3 separate regions of the Homo sapiens genome follow, and all the other regions are linked to region 2. A link is a loop called in an ENCODE intact Hi-C map of the cell type or tissue named here. Cell type or tissue: sigmoid colon. All regions are shown on one strand. Links, peaks and the distances in the headings refer to the core of each region. The heading gives the core; the rest is flanking DNA.

Region 1 (8,099 bases), core at 1,640-6,639, 64 kb before region 2:
ACCAGAGGCTAGAGTTAGAAAATGTAGGCGTCATCACCGTATAGACTAGAGATAATCTAAAAATTTCCAGCAGCCCTGTTTTAAAAAAGTAGAAAGAATCGAAAGACATCAATTTTAACATATTCTACTTAGCCGAAAATGTTATCACTTCAGCATGTAATTAATACAAAAACATTACTATTTTACATTATCTTCCCATATTAAGTTGTCACCATTGGGTGTGTTTTCACAGTGACAGCACATCTCAGTTGGACCAGCCTCATTTCAAGTGCTCAGTAGCCACGTGTGGCTGGCAGCTGCCATACTGTATAGCTCAGAAATAGACGGTGTTGAACCTCTGGGGCTGGGCAGGAGCACTTCTAACGCATGTGCAGGTAGAGGAGAGCAGGGAACACAGCCAAGACTGAGCCTAGGGCTTTCAAATGTTTAGAGGTTAAGAAGAGAAGGAGGATCCAGCAAAAGAGCCTAAGACCAGTATCCAATGAGGCAAATGAGAGATGAGAGTGTGGAACCTGAAAGCCAAGAGAATAAACAGCACCAGTGGTCTATGAGATGCAGGTGAGAAGTGACCGTTGGATGTGGCTAGATAGAGGTCAGGGCTGGTGACCTTGACAAGAGCAATACTGAGATGAAAAGCTGACAAACAGAAGGGCAGACAAGGATGTGGACAGTGAGAGTGCAGCCAGCTGCCTAGAAGAGAGGAGACTGGCATGGAAGGGAGCAGAGAGTCGGGGCATGGCTGGAGGGAGGTGGTGACTAGGACATAGTGGGGTTTTTTTGTTTTTGTTTGAGACAGAGTCTCGTTCTGTCACCCAGGCTGGAGTGCAATGGCGCGATCTCGGCTCGCTCCAACCTCCACCTCCTGGGTTCAAGGGATTCTTCTGCTTCAGCCTCCTGAGTAGCTGGGACTACAGGCATGTGCCACCACACCCAGCTAGCTAATTTTTGTATTTTTAGTACAGACAGGGTTTCACCATGTTGGCCAGGCTGGTCTCAAATTCCTGACCTCAAGTGATCCACTTGCCTCGGCCTCCAAAGTGCTGGGATTACAGGTGTGAGCCACTGTGCTCGGCAGGACGTAGTATTTTAAACAGGAGGTCCTATTGCACTGTTGGAGAGGGATTCAGTACAGAAGGAGAAATGAATGGTGCAGGCAAGAGACAGTGATCAAGAGTGGGAGAGAAGCCCCACTTAGGCTTAAGCTGGCATTGAGGTGGGATCCAGGACAGAGCACTTGGGTACAAGTGCTGGTGTGTCCACGTGGTGCTGGGAGGATGGGGCAATCCTCTCTTGGGGAGTTAGCATTTGGAAAGGGAAGGTAGGGAAGAAAGGTGTGATCCAATCTTCCAGAGAGTGGCAGAGAGAAGTGATTAGGTGAAATGGTTCTTTGAACCTGGACACCTGTTAGAATTTCCTGGGGCGCTCTTACAATACACCAAAGCCTGGGCCCTACCACAGACCAATCGAAGCAGGATCTCTTAGGTTAGGTCTCAGGAACGAGACCTAGTTAGGTCTCCCCATGTGATTCCAATGGCATCCAAGTTTAGGGAACTAAAGGGTGGCCAGCTGAGTCACATGAAATTGAACCTGATGCCGATGAAGCGGTTTCTATTGAAATTAACATAACAATCTCCAGGAGACAGAGCTTTGGACAAAAAGCCCTCCGGTCCAGATCAATTGGAGGAGAGGCCATCGTGGTCCATGGTGTTCAGATTTACAGAGACAATTATTTCCATCATGGGATGTATAGAATAGAGGCAAACACAGTGTCATCATTGTAGCCATCTAAGGGTTACCATTCGCCCTGCTGGGAGGAACCCAAATCAGGAGATGAAGGAATAAATTCAGAAGTAACATTCACACACTGTGCTTAGGAAACTCTACTAAAGGCTGTTCCTGGGAAGAGTGGGCTGTATATTAGCAAGAGCCTGAAAATCAAAGGGAAAGAGCTTAAGGAGTAGTTACCTGGTAGACTAGGTATTTCTCTATTCATTTGTTCACTCAACATTCAATGTGTGTTTATTGAGCACTTACCTATTATGTGCCAGGGAGAAGTTCTTACGAAAAGCAAGAGTTGACAGCATGGAGCAGTCCCTGTGTGTGTCAGCTGCTCAGCAGTGGCCACCAGAAGAAAATTGTCAGGGACCCTCCAAAGAAAGATGAGAAGGTATCGTGGGCGAAAACAGCAGAGATAGATAGGAGCTGCATCATCTTCATCCCGATCTGAAATGGAATCAAATCATCCTCGGAGATCTCAATCTGCCCACCCTTAGGGAAATGAGTGAGAATGGCCAGGAACCTATCCTCAGGGAGGCTCTGGCCTCTTCATTCCTCCATGGCACCATGTCTACTGTGTGCCAGGCATGTGCTGGGATTGGAAACATGAAGCAGACATGGCCCACCTTTCAAGGAGCTCGCAGCTTAGTAGGAAAAGAGCCAGAGTGGAGTTGCATTTCAGACAGCAGTTAGGTAGATTCTCAAGTCAACATTAAGGAGAAAATCAAGTCTAACCAAAATTACCTTGGGAGAAAAGAATTCTCCAGGGAGATCAGAGGCTGGTGTCTGAAACACAGCCTCTAGTAAACACAACGCAGCCAGTTTTCCTGCAGCATTGGGACAGATGGCCGTCTCTGTGGCTGAGCACCAGAGGAAGCAATCGGCTTGGCTTGCATTTCGAGGTCATGTTGTATGAAAAAGATGTATTGTCACTCTAAACACTGGTGTGCGAGATGCTCGCACCTCGGAGAGGCTCAGAATTGGATGCAAACGTTGGCAGATCCGCTCTCTGGGGCATATGCTTATTGCGGGGAAGGGCTGGCAGAATCACACACTTTATTTACATTGTTTTTCGTTTAAAGTTTTCTTTGAGCACCTACAGTTGAATTCGCTTAAGCTAAATGTGGATGTAATGGGACCAATTGAGAAAAGGCGATTGGGAGGCCACTGGAAGTGTGACACCCTTGCCAGAGGAGGTGAGACTTAGGACGGGAAGATGCCGCAGGCGCCCCTTTCTCCAAGGCGCTGAGCATTCCAGAGGGGCCAGCCACGGGGTCCAGTATTTGTGTGAATGCTGAAGCAAGAGGGAGAGTCCCACCTGACTTCTCCCCCATCCTCTGCAGAAGACCCCACCCCATGAGAACCCTCTAGTGGCCTTGCAAGGAGGGAGAGGAGGCAGGGTCCCTTCAGAAAAGGTCTCAGGGCCCTGCCTCTGCATCCTCTATATGGCCTCCTTCCCTGGAGACCTCACAGGAGACTTAGCCCTCGTTCTCTTCCTAAAGTCAAACCAGAGGCACTGCATGGAGGTCCGGGTGGAGCGTCGCCCTCATCAGTTCTGTCCTGGGCCCTGGAAGGAGCTGGGCCACCTGTGCGGTTTACGGGGGCCTGTCATCACTGCTCCCTGCTTGTCTTCTGACCTTCCCCCTCTGACAAGCCTGTTCCCTCCCAGCCCACGCCTGGAGTCGCCTGCTGGCCTGGCCAGCCTTGTCTGACTTTTTTGCTGAAGAAGGGGATCGGGCTAGATTCCAGCGGCTGGCTGGCTTCCCAGGTTGTGGCAGGCCTTGCCCACTTGGGGGACATCTTGCCTTGTTTGCCCATTGGGGCCATCGTGTAGACAGACCCTTGCTTGGCTTTGTAGCTCCAACCAAGGATCTGAAGGTGGACTTCCGGAAACACATTCCTGCCCAGCTAAGGCGCCAGAGGTCCTGCAGGTGGAGGGAGACTCCTGGGATGGCCAAGGATGCTCACCGTTCCACGAAGCTTGCTGAATAGTTATGACACTCTTGGGGCTTACCTCTCTAGGCTAACCACCCTACAACACGTGCTCACAAAGAGAGAGAGGTTTTCTGCTTTATGGCTGCTCCAACCTCGTGTGGTCTCGTGTCCCTTCCTGTTCTTGCAGGATCGCTGCACTGACCTCCGCATGAGAGGAGAGGGCAGAATGTGGCCCACCTCTCATCCTGAGGAAGCAGGGGCCGTCCACGGCCTCCCCACTGTCCGATCACTCCAGGTGGCATAGACCCTTTCTTGTGCTTGTTTGTATGTGATTTTCATGTTTTCGTGCCTGACAAGGGGAAGTGGTTAGTATACAAGTGGCACATCAACACCATTCTGGTCATTCTTTCTAAATGGAATTTTCCAACAATTTTTATTTCCAGAAGTCCCATGGATCCAAACAGACAAACAACAGAAGAGCAAAGGGAAATAAATGGTTATGAGTGTTCATCATAGAAGCACAAAGAGCAAAGCTCCTTGCAAAGTCCTTGAGGCCTCCTGCCTCAGACCTTCCCTGGTTCTCTGTCCCCAGGCATCATCAGCTGATGCAGAAGGGACTCTGCCTATCTTTAGACAGAGAGAAATCAGGATCAGGGCTCTGCCACCTTCTCTGCTAAGTCCACTAACCTCCTGCTATTCACTTCATCTCTCTTTGGCCTGTGTCTCATGTTTTATTAAATTTTATTAAATGTCCTTTCTGGTTCCCATCACCTCTGGAAGCTTGCTTTTGTCTGGCCACCACCAGAACAAGCCAGGGAGGGAGGCACCTTGTTCCCACAGTGGCACCAGGTATCTGTTAAATGAATGAATTCAAGTGTGCCGCCTGCCCTGGTTAATAGTCACCACGCTGGGGAGGAGCACCAGCACCTCGGTCCTCATAGATTAAGATTGTGGCTAAGAGGATGGAAGCTGTGTAAAGCAGAGCCAGAGCACAGTTGGCTGCAGCTAGAGATCCCTGTCCCTGGCCCGCACTCCCAGCCTGCACTCCCTCCCCATCCTCTCGTCTGGGACACACACATCTTGCCTGTCTCTTACAAGCCAGAGCCAAAAAAGAAAGCAGATATTAACCCAACTAAGAAACTAAAAGGAACAGCAACAAGTAAAGAGATTAAGACGAACAAAATGTGAGAAGGAGATATAAAAGGGTAGTAATTTGTTTTTACGAATAAATGTATTCAGGTAAGTAAAAATTAAGATGTGGATGATAAAAGGGTGTCAGCTTCAGGAAACTAAAATGATTTATAAGTCACACTAAAAGGAATGAGGAAAATTTTAAAGATAGAAGACAAAACGTTAAGGGAAAAATTCTAGACAACAACAGGAAGGAAATTAAGGTGGTTAAAAATGGATCAAGTTGTAAACTAGAGGCCTCAGATCTTAAAGAATTAGAAAGCTGAGTAAAGTAAGCAACTTTCTATGTAAACTAATAAAATATTTTTAAACAGTGCAGAAAACGAAGGCTCTTAAGGCTATTAACCCGGGCAGGCAACACACATGGAAGGTCACTGCAAATAAGATGCCAATACTTTAGAAGCCAGCAGTGGGGGTTCCTGGAGTCTCCTCAGGCAGAGGTCACTGTGGTGAAGGGTCCCTAGCAGGCCTCGGCAGGGCCCAGGTCGCCGACTGTCCACCTTGCCTCGGGCAGCCGGTCCCTGTTCTCTCTGTTCCTTCTGAAGTGCTGGTGAGGTCTGAGGGCCCTGGCCTTTGAAAAGTGCTGCCTTTCCTGAGTCTGGCTCAAGCCTCAGAGCGCGTGAGACTCATGCTGGGAGTGAGAGCCTCTCCCCCTCCCGTGACATCCCCTGCTCCCTCCCACTGTGGCACAGGATGGATGATCACATGTGGGTTTCTGCACACTCCTCGTTTTGGGGCACAAACAAGGTAAAAGGCCCTTTTGGGCTCCAGAAAAGAGTAACAGCGAAAAGACAGATGACAGAGGACAGAAATAACGTTTAGGTATGAATATTTCAAGCTACTTACAAAAGCTAGCTCACTCAGTTGGCAATAGCAGTGTGTCCATTGTACAGGGGGAAACCCTGAGGCCTGTGACCCGTTTCCCATCCCCTTTAGCCGCCACAGTACCGCACACTGTGCTGGTTTCAGCGCTTTCGCATCTGATTCTCAGTTCTTTCTGTTTTTCATTGAAGCCATATTTGTTTTCTCTTCAGCCTGCTGATTTCTGGCCCGTCGTCAATTCTGACTGGTGCCCAGCTTCCCTCTTGATATGTGTGTGTTACACAGACTCTCTGTATCCCAAACAATAGAGGGATGAAATCTCCAGCATGAGATTTTAAGTGCTGCTTCCATTTTGTCCACTAAACAGTAAGAAAGCCACACAGGTTCCTGACAAACAAAGACTTCCATGGCTTTCCCAGGAGAAGGGTCATCTCCATAGATGTGACTGCATGATTGTGACATTAATAACAGCCCTTTCCATGAGCAGGCACAAAGACACTAAGTCCCTAGTTCCCTGATGATTTTTCTTTTTTTCTTTTTTTCTTTTTTTTTTTTTTTTTGAGCCGGAGTCTCACTCTGCTGCCCAGGCTGGAGTACAGTGGCGCGATCACGGCTCACTGCAAGCTCCACCTCCCAGGTTCACGCCATTCTCCTGCCTCTGCCTCTGGAGTAGCTGGGACTACAGGTGCCTGCAACCATGCCTGGCTAATTTTTTGTATTTTTAGTAGAGACGGGGTTTCACCATGTTAGCCAGGATGGTCTCCATCTCCTGACTTCGTGATCTGCCCGCCTTGGCCTCCCAAAGTGCTGGGATTACAGGCGTGAGCCACCACACCCGGCCCCCTGATGATTTTTCAAGAGGCAAAGTACATACCTTCCCAGCAGAGAGGAGAGAAACCACTAAGTCAATCCACGGGGCTACATACATCATCAGTGCCTTGGCAGATACTCGCGGCCTTCTAGACCATGGCTCCTGCCCTATGGAGCCTGTCATTGGATCAGGTAGATCACACAAGGTGGCTGACCAGGCAGGTGTCATTAACTGCCCAGTGGGTGCAGAGATGCTGAAGCAATGAGTCCAGAGGCAGATCGGGACTCACCTGTGACCACGGGCACAGGTGCCTGAACGCCTGCTCCTCATTCATAAACCAGAATTCATCATGACACCCCCCTCTGAGGGGACGCACACCTGTTCACGGGGCTCATCTATGTCAAGCATGACTGGTACATGGTATTCACCCAATGAAGGAGGAGCGTGCAGAAACCCACGTGTGATCATCCATACTGTGCCCCAGTGGGAGGGAGCAGAGGGTGTCACGGGAGGGGAGAGGCTCTCACTCCCAGTATGGGTTTTGCAAGCTCTGAGGCTTGAGCCAGACTCAGGAAAAGCAGCACTTTTCGAAGGCCCAGACCCTCAGACCTCACCAGCACTTGAGAAGGAGCAGAGAGAACACAGACCAGCTGCCTGAGGTGAGGTGGACAGCCAGGGACCTGAGCCCTGCTGAGGCCTGCTAGGGACCCTTCACCACAGTGATCTCAGCCTGAGGAGACTCCAGGAACTCTCACTGCTGCCTTCTAAAGTATTGGCATCTTATTTGCAATGACCCCAGCCTTAAGAGCCTTCGTTTTCTGCACTAATTGAAAATATTTTATTAGTTTACATAGAAAGTTGCTGATTTTAGTTTTTCTAAGTAAAGCTAAGTGAGTTTCTAATGGGTTAAAAATGAGGGTGCAGACAGTGTAGACCAGTCAGGAGGGCTGGACTGAGGGTGCTGGACCCAGGAGAGGGTACAGGGTTGGAATTGTGGGTCTGCTTGATGGCAACAATGTGACCAATCTAATCTATGTAGCTCAGTAGTCCTCAAGCTGGGAGCGATTTTGTCCCCCAAGAGATATTTGACAATGTCTAGAGACATGTTTGTTCTCGCTAAGTGGGGAGGTGTGCAGCCGGCATCTACTGGGTGGGGGCTAGGGATGCCTGTCAGCACCCTGCAATGCACAGGGTGGCCCTACAACCAAGAACCGTCAAGCCCCAATATCAGCAGTGCTGCGGTGAGGAGTGCCGCCCTGGATGAAGCTGTGGTGCTCTGGTGAACGTATTAGCAGGTGGGTGTTCCCGGACACTACCCCAGAGATGATCAATTAGAATATTTGAGATAAGTTACCTCCTGCTCCCACCCTGCCCACCCGTATACATAGTACAGAGGTTCAGAAGCAGGCAGGCCCTGGACATGGCACTTAAACTGCTCTCCAAAGTGGAGGCTAACCACGGCACATATGTAACGATGGACAGGCTTTGCACACTGAAGTTTTCCAAACCTTTCCGAGCACCTGACCACATCAAGTCCTAAAACGGTCCTTTAAGTTCAGCTTTA
Region 2 (8,099 bases), core at 1,603-6,602:
TTTTCCTTTCCTTTCTCTTTTCTTTTCTTTTCTTTCTTCCTTAGAGATGGTGTCTCACTACATTATCCAGTCTGGTCTTGACCCCCTGGCTTGAAGCAATCCTTAGCCTCCTGAATAGGTAGGACTACAGGTACATGCCACCATGCTCTGTGCTTAATTTTATCCATGAGTTTTACACTTTCATAGGTTTTTGTGTAACTAATTAGTGTCTTTTTTCTCAGTTTGATTAGAGATTATTTTACCCAATTTTCTTACTTCAAAGGTAAGAAAACTGAAGTCAGAGGTGTTGACAACTGGGTCGATATTATCAGTATGGGTAGAGCCAGGACTAGAACTCAGTGATCCTGGGGCCCCACAGAAACTCTTTCTACCTTTCTGTCCCAGTGGCCATCCACATACTTTCTTACTTTATGTAAAAGCAACTGGGATTCAGGGGCTAATTTTCTGGCTTGTGGGACATTCAGGCCTGAGGATCCCAAGACTTGCTGCATCAGAATCACCCAGGAGTTAAAAATACAGACTCTTGGACCCACCAGAGAATGCAGATCTTTGGAGTGGAGACTAGGAATGATTCCAGCCATTCATGTCACTTCCTTCACTCCCTCTGCTACCTGATCTCTCGTCTATTTTGCTTCTTGTTTGCAAGCTGCAGCTCTGGAGAGGCCTGATACCCTAATTCCTCCAGGAATCCCCACCCTCTTTCATCCACAGAGAAGTGGGTGGACCCTGTGGCCGCAAATGGACTTTGCAGGACATGTCACAGTGAGTGGTAGAGATTCACATGGAGCAAGTCAGGAAGTGGTGTTGGAGCTAGGGAAGTGGAGGATGCTTGTGGCTGCCCTGTCACTCAGGGGATGGTGTGGGCCCTGGTCCTGCATCTGTAGAATCCCATTCAGGGAGTCTCAAAAGCTGAATCCAGCTACTCTGAGGCTTCCTAAACCCTCAGGTCAGCCTATTTCTTGAACCCTCCAGTGTTTAAGTATTAAATAGAGGGATAGCTTTAAATCAGAACATTTTCATTTTAGGAGAGGAATTATAACATGCCTTTGAATAAGGAGCTAGGTTAGCATACTTAAATTGTCATTAGGCTTGCAACACACACACTCTCCCCAACTTGCCCAACTCTCTCTCTCTCATTGCGTCCCTGGAACCCAACATGTTGTCTGGTGCATAGCAGGCTTCAGTGAATGAATGAAGTTTTAAGAGCTGTCCTATTAATTTGTAATCTTGCATCTGTACCTGGAATTCTTTTTAGAGCTCTGGCCAACTCTCAGGGAAAGTGCCCCCTTAATCCACATAGCTGGGGTGTGGCATCTCAGGACCTGATGGGCCAGGGTGGTCATCTGTCCTATGGAGACTCAATCAAGATATCTGTCTGCCTTAAGACATCTGGTGCTTCCATCTTGTTCACTGGCTGTACTTGTCCCTTAAATGAATCATCCAAGCCACTCATTAGGGAAACCAGTTCTTTATGGATCCAGGAGGAGCCTCAGGCTCTCTACCCTTGAGGGCTGGATTGCTGTGAACAACTGCACTCTCCTGGGTCTCTCTTCTCCAGGTCACATGTGCTGTGAGCACTGTCCCCTTGTGACTGTCTCCCGTGGCCAGGACAATGACAGCTGCCTGTGTCCCCCTTTGGAAGCGTTCTGAATACTTACTTGCCTGCCCATCTAATTTCCCAGGCAGGACTGAGCGAGTTCCTTAGCAAGCAGGCTGGCACGACACCAAACCCGTTCAGCACTTAAAACCATTTTCTCCCGGGCCACAGCTCAGTGGCAGCTCACCTGGCTGTGTGATTACCCTTTGGACGGCTGCTTCCTCCCTTCCCTGGAGCTGGTAAATAAATCAAGTGCTTCCTGGTGGACTAAGAAAGTGGGTTCTGTTTAAGGATAAGAGCATCATTTAGACATAATCAAGGATGCAGAAGAGACTTTGGCTTGGACTAAGACAAATCATTTCTAAACCAGTCATTGCTATCTGAACGTGGTAGAATCTCTTTCCACTACAGGACAAGGCTGGGATTGTGCAGCTCTTAAATAAATAAATGAGCTCAGAAATGAGCGTAAGAGGGCTTTGCAAACACAGACTATTCTTGGAATGCACCACTGAGAAATAAATGTTACCTCTGTGTTGATGTGGAGTGGGAGACTTTCATAAACTCTTAGGAGCATGAAATAAACACAGAAGTTAAAAGATGAAAAAAAATCACAAAAACAAAAAGGCATGTGAGTGCCTTTTTAATCATCTACTGATGATTAAAGTAATCTACTGATATGGTTTGATTTCCGAGTAGTGTAAGATAAATATCAATGAAAATTTCATTAAAGAATATTTTTCTCCAGAAAAGAAGCACATCTATAAATAATCTGTAAGCAGAGGAGGTAGTGGTGGATGAGGAATCTCATATCCAGCTTGCTGGTGCTTTTGTTGCAAACAGTCAAAAGTCAGTCAAAAATGGCTTAAAGGATAAAGACATTTACCTGCTTGTGTAACTTGAAAGTCCAGAGGTGAATCAGGCTTCCAGGGCATAGGTGCCTGTCAGGCCCCTGGCTTCTTGCGGTCTCTCTGCTCCTCCATCCTCCCTCCATCACCTTAATGGAACAAGGCAGCTTCATTCCCTCACTGTGGGGGTGAAGGTGCACATTCTAGAGGCTGATGGGCCTGATTTGCATCCTGGCTCTGCTCAAAAGCTGTGCATCATAGGCACAATGTGAACCTCTTAAGCACCGGGCTTCTCATCTGGAAAGTGGGAACAATCATAGAGTTGATGTCCTAGGATTGTTGCATTAAATGAAATGGTGAGATGGTGGCTGGTACGCAGCAGAAACTTCCTAAGTATAGGAGCTCATTCTTGGTCTTTGTGGAACTTACTGAATGGCACCCAGAGCTAGGCACCATGCTAGCTTCTGGAGATGAGAGTAATTGGAAAGACAGATGAGCAACCAGGCTGCTAGGACACAGTGTGGTAGGTATCCTACCCCTGATATCCTTACTCCTACAACAGGGGCTAGGCTGTGGATATGTTAGATCGACACCTTATAGACAACAGAGATGTGCCTGGTGCTGTTGGGGGTGGGGGGAGATATAAGGCTGTTCCTGCCCCCAGGAGCTCCCAGAGTGTGGGCGGATATCGGCAGGAGAACGGGGGTGTTGTGTGGCTCATGTGAGTCCCATCGCAGACCCCCTCAGAGGCTCAGCTTACCCGTGCGGGTGGGGCCCGGGGCCCTAGGCGGACGCCAGCCTCAGCTCCAGAAGTTATCTGCCTGCTTCCATCTAGTGCTCCCCATTCCTCCTACTTCATGAGGGAAAATCTGAGACCCAGAGAAGTGAAGCCATTTGCCAACTCTGTCCCAAGAGCCCAGCTCAGGCCAGAAAGCGGTTCCACGCTCCCTCCGCCAGGACACGACATTTCCTCAGACAAGGAGCCGATGGCCCAGTTTCAGTCTGACTCTAACCCACACATCATCATTTTCTCATTCAGTATCAAAAACCCTGAAAGAAACCATGGTATACAGGGAAGACTGTCTGGCATCTTTTCAGTTTGGTTTGGGAGTTACTGGATGAGAGAGAATGCCATAAACATCATGGTTTCTGGTGCACCTGCCCTTAAGAATTGTGGGCGGGGGGCGGGTGGAACAAGTGCAAAGGAAATAGCATTTGTGAAATGAATCTTTCAAACTCCTTTTTCTTTTTAAAAATGCTTGACTTAGCACACATGAGCTTTTCTTTCCTGTAAAAACGAGTACTGAATGTGAGAGAGGAGCAGGACTGCAGGGCGGACTCAGCTCTGGTTAATGTCAGTGCAGGGCTATGGGCCCTGGCAGAGAACCGTCTGGCTGGCTTGGAGAGAAAGAAATGCCCTGGAAAGGAAAGCAGGGATGTTCTTTAGGGATAGGAATGTGTTGGGAGAAAGTCCTTTTAAGCCAGGGTATAAAGAAGTTGCTAGACCTCCCCATTGCATCAGCCTCAAAGGCAGCAAGCATTCTGATTTCCTTGGAACCAGTGCTATCATCTGCCAGCAAGAACAGCAGCTGCCTTTCTGTCAAAAAAAAAAAAAAAAAAAAGGAAAAGAAAAAGAAAAAAAAAGAAAGAAAGAAAAAGAAAAACGTCACTGAATTTAAGAAGGCAGTGAATATTTTTACTGTGTGGAAAGGATATTTTCAGCACATCTGGGCAAGATCTTAAACTCACCAACTGCTTCATCTAAGATTCTCAAGCTTCCTAGGGATGTTTTATTGCATTTCTTCCAAGTTTTATCACTTTATTTCCAATTTGTATCCTTAGGGGCAGAAGAAAAATGATTTTCTGAATCATGGGAAATGATTCAAGCTGGGGACAATTTGATATTAACTGAGGACACGCAGGAGCCACAGAGAAACTTAGCACTTTCTTATAGATTCTAAAATGCAATCAAAAGTAGCAAATGGTTATTTTTTTCCCTAATTTAATAAAATGACAGAACAAGTTAAGTTATTGAAGATCTGACACTCCATCAGGATTCTGAAGTATTGGGGAAATTGAATTACTCTTTCTAAATAATACAGAAGGGGAAAATGAAAGTATTAGAGTCACCATGCCTAAGAATAAATGGAGACATGTTTAGTTTTATGAAGAAATTCAGTCCTTGAGATTTCTGGGTATTTTCCCCCCGCTTAACAGTCAATTCAACCAAAGGGAAAGGAACATTTCTTCCTAGATACTACAATGTGCCATTTAAATGACTTTCCTGGTACGTGTGGCCTAGGAAACCCACAATCTGTGTAGGCAGGGTGGTCGTGATAAAGATGACATTTGCCTTTGAAACACGCTGGTATGCCAAAAGAATCGGAGGCATAATTCTGAAAATGTGGAAAGAGAAATGAACATACTTACCTAGTTCAAACTTGTGTTAATGAATACCATGTTTTAATTCGTAATGTGTGCTTTCATAGCATAGAGAACTGGTAAAACCAATCTTCTAATATTTCGTTCCCTGAATTAATTGCTACCTCTCAGGAAAAATACTTCCAAATATATTCAAGAGTGCTTATGGTATTACATCCTTTGCAAGAAAGTGACAGTAAAAATTACTATATATCCCTAAATAAAAAGTAAATTTTTTCTCTCATTATTATTCAAAATAGGGGAAATCAGTGACAAGCAATATCTTATAAATGGATTGGTTATGAATAGGTTACAAATTGGTTAGTTGAGGAAGACACAGTGATTTAAAAAAATATGGTTACCAGTTTTAGCAAATAAAAACACAGGTTGCTTAGTTAAATTTAAATTTCGGATAAACTACCTTTTTTTGTAGTATAGGTATGTTCTGTGCAATATTTGGGACGTAATTATACCAAAACATTTTTGTTGTTTATCTAAAATTCAAATTTAACCAGGCTCCCTGGATATTATCATGCAACCCTAGTCTAAACTAACCTTGAAATGCTAGTTTTGGATGAATATAGTGGTCATCTGATGGAACAGATGGTTTGAAAAAGAGAACAAGACATTGAACAGGTTTAGTATTCAGGAATTATTCTTGGGGGTGGAATACACTCAATTACAATTTGTTGGATGTATTGTATTGGAAACAAGCCTTATTAAAATCACTTACAAGGCCGGGCGCGGTGGTTCATGCCTGTAATCCCAGCACTTTGGGAGGCCAAGGCGGGTGGATCACGAGGTCAGGAGTTCAAGACCAGCCTGGCCAAGATGGTGAAACCCCATCTCTACTAAAAATACAAAAAAAAATTAGCCAGGCATGGTGGCGGGCACCTGTAATCCCAGCTACTCAGGAGGCTGAGGCAGAGAATTGCTTGAACCTGGAAGGCAGAGGTGGCCGTGAGCCAAGATCGCGCCACTGCACTCCAGCCTGGGTGACAGAGCAAGACTCCGTCTCAAAAAAAAAAAAAAAAAAAAAAAATTACTTACCAAGCCACACAGTAAATGTCTTGCATATGGTGACTGCCAAATGGAAAAAAAAAAAAAAAAAAACGACACAACTAGCTGTTTCCTGAAACGTGAATGCACACTTGCCGCCTGGGTAAAATGTCCAGCAACATACATAGAAAGTCAGATAGTGCTGAAGCTCAAGCAACTTCGATGGCACAAAGATGATGTTTTAGATAACTCAGATGATAGCAATGAAAAATAAATTATTAAAGTCAAAAATGCATATGAGAATTTAAATAGAATCATTTCAGTGATTCAGCAAGAGTGGGAAAAGGCAATCCTTTAAAATAATGTATTAGTTGATCTAGTGTGTAATTTTATATATTTGTAACTTACTTGAACACTGCAATGTAGATATTTAAGCATTCTGTCTCCAGCCCTTAAAGGAGATGTATTTTTTTCTTCTTTCTTTTATCAATCTCCTCATTGGGAAAGCAAAGGCTCACATTATATACCAGACTGCTTAGTGGTTTGAGCATGGTCCAAAAATATTCGGACAAAATATTGGGCAATTATGGATATCATGTTCATAAATTTCAGGACAATGCATTGATTGTCTTATCAGGATCAAACTCAGGTGTACCTCAATGCTAAGAAATTTGTGAGCCAGCTTCAAGTTTGCACCCATTTAACAAATGGTCACCAGCTGTAACTCCTACTGCCAGCCAAGAGGGAGTAATGGGACCTGATTTACCCTACCCCCTTAAACAATTAGAAAATTGGACAAAATGTATTTAAAAACGTTTTTCAGACACCAAACAAAAGGCAGCACAGTATTGTGATTCCTGAGAAGCAATGTGTGTTTTATTATTGCCTGAGCTTACCACTTAAAAGCAGCTGGCAGGCTGCAGTGCAGAGAGGAAAATCCAAATAAAACCCAGTGGTCTTTGTGTGTTGAACAGATCAAAGCTAAGGTGGCTGGAATTTAAGAAAAGGTGTGTTGGGAAAGAGGGAGCTACGGCAGGGAAGTGGACATGGCTCTGGAAACACACAGCGGGTTCTGTCCAGCCTTTGAGTACTGATCTGTGTATGCGTGACAAGAAACTATCTGAGGTCAGACAAAGAATCCTGAAAAAGAGTAGGCAGAACAATTCCTAGAGTTCAAACAAGGCTGAGAATAGTCCGTGTTTCTACCAGTGAAGAGTTGTAGCTGGGGCATCTGCCAGAATTCTCAGAAGAATGTTTCTGTAGCAGTGGGGCTTCATTAGCCCTGGACTAAAAGTTATTCTGGACCTGACACATTAGGCTTAAGAGCAAGCATCAAAAGGATACAGCTGACTCCAAGTGATTTAACAGTGTGCCATAACAAAATCCAGCACTAAACAAACATAACAAGATACAGCAACCAACACAGCAAATTAATGATGCTCAGCATCCAATAAAAAATTACCAGGCATACAAAGAAGAAGAAAAATATGACTCCTAAATGGAAGAAAAATCAATCAATAAACCTGGATCCAAAAATAACAGAGATACTAGAAGTTGGAGATAAGGATGTTTGAAAAGCCACTGCTCCATATTCAGATACACCTTGGAGATATTGTGGGTTTGGTTCCAGACAACTGCAATAAAGCAAATAACACAATAAAGTCAGTCACATGAATTGCTTGGTTTCCCAATGCATATACAAGTTAGGCTTACAGGCCGAGGCAGGAGGATTGTTGGAGGCCGGGAGTTCTAGACCAGCCCAGGCAACATAGTGAGACCCCATCTCTAAGAAAAAAAGAATAGCTGGGCATGGTGGCACACACCTGTAGTCCTAGCTACTTATGAGGCTGAGGTGAGAGGACTGCTTGAGCCCAGGAGTTCCAGGTTGCAGTGGGCTATGATCGCACCACTGCACTCCAGCCTAGGCAACACAGTGAGACCCCATCTCTAAAAAAAAGAAATTATGCTTACACTATACTGTAGTCTATTAAGTGTTTAATAGCATTATGCCTAAAAAAGCAATGTATCTACCTTAATTTAAAAAGACTTTATTGTTTAAAAAATGCTAACATTCATCTGAGTCTTCAGCAAGTCAGAATCTTTTTGCTGATGGAGAATCTTGCCTTGATATTAATGGCTGCTGACTGATTGGGATGGTGGTTGCTGAAGACTGGGGTAGTTGAGGAAATTTCTTAAAATAAGACAAAAATGAAGTTCAACTCTTCCTTGTCATGAAA
Region 3 (8,099 bases), core at 1,721-6,720, 96 kb after region 2:
CAAGAAAGAAATCAAGAAGTCAATCTCACTTAAAAAGCTAGAACAAAATTAAAATACCCAGGAGTAAATCTAACTAGGGAGATGGAAATCTCTACGAGAAGGACTACAAAACACTGTTAAAAGAAATTAAAGATGACATAAACAAAAGGAAAAACATCCCAGGCCCATGGATCAGAAGAATCAATATTGTTAAAAGGACCATACTACCCAAAGCAATCTACAGATTCAATACAATCCCAGTCAAAATACCAATGCCATTCTTCACGGAGTCAGAAAAAATAATCCTAAAATTTGTATGGAACCAAAAAAGAGCCCCAATAGTCAAAAGCAATCCTGAACAAAAAGAACATAGCTGGAGGCATCACATTACCTGACTTCAAAACACATTACAAGGCTATAACCAAAACAGCATGGTATTGGTAGAAAAACAGATAAGTAACCCAATGGAGCAGAATGAAGAACTCAGCAATAAAGCTACATATTTATAGCCAACTTATCTTTGACAAAGCTGACAAAAACTTGTATCAGGGAAAAGGACACCCTCTTTAATAAATGATGCTGGGAAAACTAGATAGCCACATGCAGAAGATCTAGGCAAAGAATTTATAACTAAGACCTCAAAAGCACAGGCAACAAAACCAAAAACAGACAATGAGACTTTATTACACAAAAAAGCTTCTGCACAGCAAAAGAAATAACATAGTGAAGAGACAGCCTGTTGAATGGAAGAAAATATTTGCAAACTATTCATCTGAGGGGACTAATATCCACAATATAAAAGGAACTCAAACAGCCCAACAGGAGAAAACCAAATAATCTCATTGAAAAGTGGGCAAAGGACATGAATAGATACATTTCAAAAGAAGACATACAAAGATCCAACAGGTATATGAAAAAAATGCTCAATATCACTAATCATCAGAGAAATGCAAATAAAAACCACAATGAGATACCATCTTACCCCGGTGAGGATGGCATTCATTAAAAAGACAAAAGATAACAGATGTTGGTGTGGACACAGAGAAAAGGGAACTCCTCTTACACATGGTGGCTGGGAATGTAAACTAGTACAGCCACTATAGAAAATGGCATGGCAATTTCTCAAAAAGCTAAAAATCGAAATACCATTCAATCCAGCAATCCCACTACTGGGTATCCACTAAAACAAAAAGAAACAAATGTATCAAAATGATACCTGCACTCACATGCTTATGGCAGCACTATTCACAATACCAAAGACAGACATAAACCTAAGTGTCCATCAACAGATGAATGGATAAAGAAAATGTGGTATATATACACTATAGAATACTATTCAACCACACACACACAAAGAAGGAAATCATGTCATTTGCAGCAACATGGACGAAACTGGAGGTCAACATGGTGGAAATAGCTTAAGCAAAATAAGCCAGACGCGAAAAGACAAATATTGCACGTTCTCACTTAACCTGTGGGAGCTAAAAAAAAAAATGTGAACACGTGAAGGAAGAGTGGAAAAACAGATAACAGAGAGACTGGGAAGGTTAAGTGGGAGGCAAAAGGGTGAATGAAAAGTGGTTAAAGGGTATAAACATACAGTAAGATAAAAGGAATAAATTCAGCCGGGCGTGGTAGCTCACGCCTGTAATCCCAGCACTTGGGGAGGGAAAGGCGGGCAGATCACTTGAGGTCAGGAGTTTGAGGCCAGCCTGGCCAACATGGTGAAACCCTGCCTCCACTAAAAACACAAAATTAGTCAGGCATGGTGGTGCACAGCTGTAGTCCCAGCTACTAGGGAGGCCGAAGCAGGAGGATCACTCGAACCCAGGAGACGGAGGTTGCAGCAAGCTGAGATTGTGCCACTGCACTCCAGCCTAGGCGACAGAGACTCTGTCTCATAAAAAAAATAAATAAATGAAATAAATTCAACATTTGACAGCAGAGTGGGATGACTACAGTTAACAAAAAAGTACTGTAGTCGGATGATAGACATCCAGAATTCCCTGATTTGATCACTATGTATTATATACATGTAACAAATGTTCTCATGTAACTCATAAATTTGGGCACGCACACACACAAAAAGACTTAAGAAGTTTGTCAGGAAGAGAGGGAGGCCCTGGGGAAATAAATCAGTAGTTACATGAGACACCCCAGGAAGTGGAAACAGTATATACAAAACTACAGAAGCATGGAAAGGGTCTGCCATGCTCAGAGAATAGTAAAGACTAGCAGCAAGTAGTTTAATATCACTAAACATACCACAAAATAAATGGCTACCGGTGACAGCCCTGAGGACAGATGAGATTTTAGAAATAGGCGGCCGGGTGCAGTGGCTCAGGCTTGTAATCCCAGCACTTTGGGAGGCCGAGGTGGGCGGATCACCTGAGGTCAGGAGTTTGAGACCAGCCTGCCCAACGTGGCAAAACCCCGTCTGTACAAAAAATACAAAAATTTAGCCAGGCATGGTGGTGGGTGCCTGTAATCCCAGCTACTTGGGAGGCTGAGGCAGGAGAATCACTTGAACCCGGGAGGCGGAGGTTGCAGTGAGCCAAGATCCTGCCACTGCACTCCAGCCTGGGCGACAAGTGCAAAATTCTGTCTCAAAAACAAAAACAAAACAAAACAAACAAAAAAAAAACAAAAAAAAAAAAACAGAAATAGGCAAGGTAAGATGGGGGTATTTTATGGCACCTGTCTCAAAAGAGGTATGTAGAGTGTCCAAAATAAGTTAAGAAGAAAATATTATATTAAAAAAATAAAGCTGAGGGAAAATGTGTTGTGTAAGAAAACCAAAAATAAGAGGATGGGACCATGATGAAAATTCACCTTTAAGAGATGGGAGGAGTAAGATGAAAATATAAAATGGCCGCAAAGGATTGGTTAAAAAACTGAGCAGTGTTTTGGTAAAAGAGAGTATGGAGCACACAAATCAAACTACACTGCTTCCTAAAACTCTATTTAAACTATGGTAAAGGGAATTTTTAAAAGACATAAGGACGATAAGTATAAAAACTGAGACTGAAGATAGCATAAAAATGTGGAAACTAGAAAGCAAATGGACAAAAAATAGCTGATTAAGAGGATCCAAGAAAACAAAATCAGAAGTTGACAGTGAAGAAAGCCAAGAACCAATTAGACTTACACAGCAAAATCATGCAATGGCAGAGAATTGAGACTATAAAATATGCTAGAAGTAGAAATGGCTGAATGGAAGACAAAGTGGAGGAGATATCCTAGAACAGAATAGCAGGAGACAAAGTGAGAGAGGGGCAAAAGAAAAATAGGAAAATTGGAGGAGCAATTCAAGCAATTCAAGAAAACTTCCAAATTGAAAGACATAATTTCCAAAACTGGAAGGGTCTACCAAATTCCCATCCCAAATAAATGAAAATAGGCCTATCCCAAGACACAATATCTACATATTTCAGAAAAGTGGAGACAAACAGTACATTTTACATTTTACAAGCTTCCAGTGGGGATGGGTAACAAATCACTTAGAAAGGGATCAGTAATCAGGAGACCTTTGGTCCTCTCAAAATGAGTTTTGCAAGCTAGAAGTTCTAGACTAGCTCTGCATTGTATAAAATTGTTATATACTGATTACATTGTCAACAGATGTGGTTTAGGGTTTAAGCTCTGTGGTTTAGGGTTTAGGAGCCTGTTCTGGAGAATTAAATTTTCAGTTGCAAAGATAGGAAAATATTCTGGAACAGTCAACCAGATCAAGGAGCTTGCACCAGATTGTAAAGCAGTACACTACTTCTTTCATGGAAAAAGACATGCTTTAAGGAAAACAAAACAGCTGAAATAATCATAATCACTGTGTTTAGTTATATAGTAAGAACTGTGAATTACCTAAAGGCTAATGTGTAGGTCTAAGATTTAATTATCTTAAATATGTGATAATGTGTAAGATCATAAACAACTGCCATTGCATGCTGAGGTATGATGATTATTAAGGGGGAAAGGTCAGTGAGAATGCTGGACTATGACATAAAATCTTAGTGGCTGTGCAAGATAATAAACCAGTTTGGTCCGAATGCTTTAGAGATGTTAAATGAACAGCCTAAGTTGCTTTGGTGTGGTATCTTTGGTATTTTTAGTGACCACAGTATTTCCAACTAGGGAAAGAAAGCAAAAGTTAAAAAAAAAAAAAAAGACAGCTCTTAAATATATGTTCTTGGGCCTTAGCCATATTTTAAATCATTTTTAATAAAATTTCATTATTTAAAACAATTAAAGGTCCTAACAATTATTGTTCTTGCATTATTTTCTTTCTTTTTATTTTTGTTTGAGACAAAGTCTGGCTCTGTCACCCAGGCTGGAGTGCAGTGGCGCAATCTCGGCTCACTGTAACCTCCACCTCCCGGGTTCAAGCGATTCTCCTGCCTCTGCCTCCTGAGTAGCTGGGATTACAAGCACCCACCACCACACCCAGCTAATTTTTGTATCTGTAGTAGAGACAGGGTTTAACCATGTTGTCCAGGCTGGTCTCGAACTCCTGACCTCAGGTGATCCACCTGCCTCAGCCTCCCAAAGTTCCGGGATTACAGGCATGAGCCACCGCACCTGGTTGTTCTTGCTTTATTTTCAAAAACTGCCTAGAACTATTTCTTACCTTGGGTATCATGACTCAGGTTAACAATTGTATCATTTAAAACCCTTCTAGACTTAGGTCCCAAATTCAGAATAACAAAGCTAATAAAACGTATTTTACGCCTAAAACATCCTTAAATTTTCTGGAATGGCCAGGAGGTAACATAAAGATTTATTCCTTTACCTTAAAAAAGGAAGGATAATAGAAATAATTAGATTTGGTCAACATTCCTACAATGTTATTTAATTCAAAATTATAAAAATTCTTATTGATAAATTAATTTATTTGGTAAATCACAAGAGAAATTTGGGCTGTATAAATCAATTATATGCAAATAAAATATTAATGAATATATCCTCAATGGTTATGTACTTTAAGTTGAAAAAAGGCAAACTCATGCTCATATACAAAAACTGGTACAATAACTACTTCAAATTGATTTTTGTTTCTAGATTTCAGTATCCTTATTAATCATGGACAATCAAGGTACACTTGATGATAGAAACTAAAGGGCCACGTAGATTTGTCAGATTCCTCACTATTCATAATATGTCTAATCCCCTGCATAATTACTGACTGAATCTGTGTATTGTATGCCACTAGATGATCCATTCTTTTCCATTCTATTAATTCTAGTTAAGATAATAACTTTCCAGGGCTGCTGAATCTTATCATTGATGGAAACAACTATCAGCTGTATATGGCCGTAGATTAGGTGTCTGGCTATTTTTGAAGCATCATTAGACAGAGACTGCACTTGAACACACTCCAATGACTTTGCCAGATTCTGTTAACAACTAATGCAGCAGTAAAACACATTGGCTCTGAATTATAGCATCGCAACAGATCCTCAAATTACTAAAGGTCTGTCCCAGCCAGAGACCTCAAACTAAAGATTCTTAAGAATCTTCCAGAAGAAGATGATCTTAGAGACAGATATAGCTTCTACCCAAGACTTCTGGATCAAAAGGAACGAAAGAGACAGCTTCTACTCAGGACCCATGGAACAAAGATCTAGATGGCCAGAACCATAAATTATCATGCTTTAATTTGTATGCTCTTATTTTGTGTCCAAGCTATTGTCTTTCCTTTGGTTTAAATTTCTGAATTGTTAACAGGCACTTGTTAACTCCAACAACGATACCTATAAGACCTTACCCATAATATTGCTTTGTGCATCCCTAGTCACTGTCTGTATGAGTCTATTGTCAGGGTACAATTTGCTCGTGATTTAACTAAAATATGCAATCAAACCAATGGTTGAGATTGTAGCCACTTTCTTTTGGGTGCAACTCAGCTTACTCTAGTTCCTGGGCAATTACATTTAACTACTAAGCAACTCTTTAAATAGTAAACTAAAAATAGTAAACAGGACAGATACCCCTATGATGTCATACTTAGGAAAGTTTTTGTCAACACCAAAACCACACTTAGGGACAAAGGCTCTTGGCTTAGAAGTAGAATACAAACTCTGTTAATAATCTCTCAGCATTTGTCAGTGTTAAATTACTCAAATGTGACCTCCAGAACCTTAAATGTGTACAGCCATTTTTCGTTCAGATGACTCAACAGCTAACCTTAAAACAATAACAAAAGGTATACATGAAGAACTGACTTCAGTCCAACAACAGATGAGGTTGTCTTAATAATCTCCTATCTCCTAACAATGGTAAAGATCTGTATTTCATTGAACAATGATCTGAATACCCTGAATCTGGCCAAAAGGAGGGAATGAGAAAGTGAAATGAACCCCACTGATAATCATATTATTATTTCCCTAACAGATCGGTAGCACGGCCAGTACCAAGAGAACCCAGCCCTGCTTCACTCCTCCCAAACGGAATACTGAAGCACCTAATTCCCAAACTGACCTCCCTTCATGACAATATCCAATCCAGATCTGTTCTACTTCCCCTAGTCTTTCCTTAGAATCATTCAGCCCAAGCCAAATCCCTATAAAGAACTTGCTCTTTTCTTACCGAGATACCTCATACTTCATCTGGCGTGAGCTCTCGCTTGCTAGAGCAGGCTAATAAGTTTTGGCTACAGGTGCACTCCTGGTGGCATTTATCATTTATCATGCCCAATAATCTTACACAAGATTACAATGCATCAAAGCAAATTAAACAACACTTTCTTTTAAATGAGGTAAAACCTGAAAGAGCACTTTCTAGCTAGTTATGCTACATTTTGTTTAAGGTCCCTTGCCATATTAACACATACTGCTTTTTTGATCATTCTGACAAATGAAATATACTAGGTAACTTTTTAGTTAATGATGTAAGTTTATTCAAAAGATTATTAGAACTATTAATTCTAGATTTGTGGGAATTTCCTAGCAATTTGGGGGAAGTTCCTGTGCTTGGCACTGTTATAATCTCTGAGATATGGCACTGAACAAGACAGATTCAACAGGAATTACTTTCAAGTTTCCTGGCAGCTCCAGATGCCAAGCTCCAAGAAGTTGCAAGCCTTCTTGTAAACCTAGCAATGAATACCTCTCCTCTGCATTATCTCATGAAATTCAAGCCAGGTTTATACTTCAAATTCATCTTTACCTTGTTTGGAGAAACAGCAGAGCTTAAAAAAATATTTGTCTTGGAGGCTGAAAGAAACACTTGGTCTTTTCTTGTCTGTTTCAGTTATAAAATTACAGTACATTATCAGAACTAGAATGTGGAGGTTTTCCATTAAATTACTTACCAATCAGTCTTTCTTAAATTATCTTCCCAAAGTCATTTGCCTTAACAACTCTATTAAGAAAAAAAAATTTAAACTTATTGGATCTTCAAGAATCATATTTTGACATTGATCATTTATAATCATTCTTTTCTCCTTAACACTCATGCTAGAAGATATGGGCAACCCTAAAAACAGAAATTAATGTACACGAATACTTTTGCACTCAAATGGTTAGTATTTCCTGCTATTTCATAGATCTGCCTAATTTATTTCTACTTGGCCTGAAACATATTTTTCTTAAAAGTACTATTACATTCAGGCATGTGAATGCACCTGAACATTTCTGAAGTGTTCATGTTATACTCCAAGTGTTACTATAAATAAGTACTCAAGAGTGATGTGCTAATAAGACATCCTAAAAATGTCTTTGTCTCCTTAATCGACTTTCTAACATTTCTATCTTTTTAGTAATATAGTCACCAAATCAAAGCTACTTTCTACCCCGTCAACAATACTAACTGTAAATATTTTATGAATGCTAGTTGTTGAAAAAATAAGATGAGATCTAAAATCATTACAACTCTGCCTCACATGGAGAGTCTTTATTGCACCATTAGCAACACAATGTTTGAGGTTATAAACAAATGCCTGAGTTTATAAACAAAAATATCTGACCACAAACTTTTCTATTTAAAGAAATTAATATACCTTCTCACTCTTGCACTCTGTATCAATTATTTCTAGGATCCTTTAAACACTAATATTTAACATTACTTAATGGTTCTCATTTAAATTGGTAAGGATATGGAGGAATGGTTACTATTCCACAGGCCTT

The links. Hi-C counts contacts between places; a loop is a spot of excess contacts. Peaks named below come from ENCODE experiments on the same cell type or tissue, not always from the same donor. Only the 100,000 strongest peaks of a DNase experiment are listed, where the experiment ranks them.
Region 1: a loop joins it to region 2, with 3 times the contacts of the local background. A loop is called at or near these places in 3 of 110 quality-filtered maps.
Region 3: a loop joins it to region 2, with 2.3 times the contacts of the local background. A loop is called at or near these places in 2 of 110 quality-filtered maps.

The regions. Positions count from the first base shown.
Region 1 is chr13:26,483,361-26,491,459 of GRCh38, reverse strand. No RefSeq gene overlaps it. Among named protein-coding and RNA genes, the nearest start is that of WASF3, 70 kb to the left of the region's middle. RefSeq lists an enhancer at 5,437-5,948. In sigmoid colon, for the core only: no CTCF peak of the experiment used is centred there; DNase peaks (open chromatin) are centred at 4,739 and 5,519.
Region 2 is chr13:26,419,604-26,427,702 of GRCh38, reverse strand. No RefSeq gene overlaps it. Among named protein-coding and RNA genes, the nearest start is that of WASF3, 130 kb to the left of the region's middle. RefSeq lists an enhancer at 2,686-3,211. In sigmoid colon, for the core only: no CTCF peak of the experiment used is centred there; DNase peaks (open chromatin) are centred at 1,712, 3,232 and 3,812; H3K4me3 peaks cover 857 bases; H3K27ac peaks cover 4 bases.
Region 3 is chr13:26,324,008-26,332,106 of GRCh38, reverse strand. All of the region lies in intron 1 of CDK8 (cyclin dependent kinase 8), which reads right to left. Among named protein-coding and RNA genes, the nearest start is that of CDK8, 74 kb to the right of the region's middle. In sigmoid colon, for the core only: no CTCF peak of the experiment used is centred there; no DNase peak of the experiment used is centred there.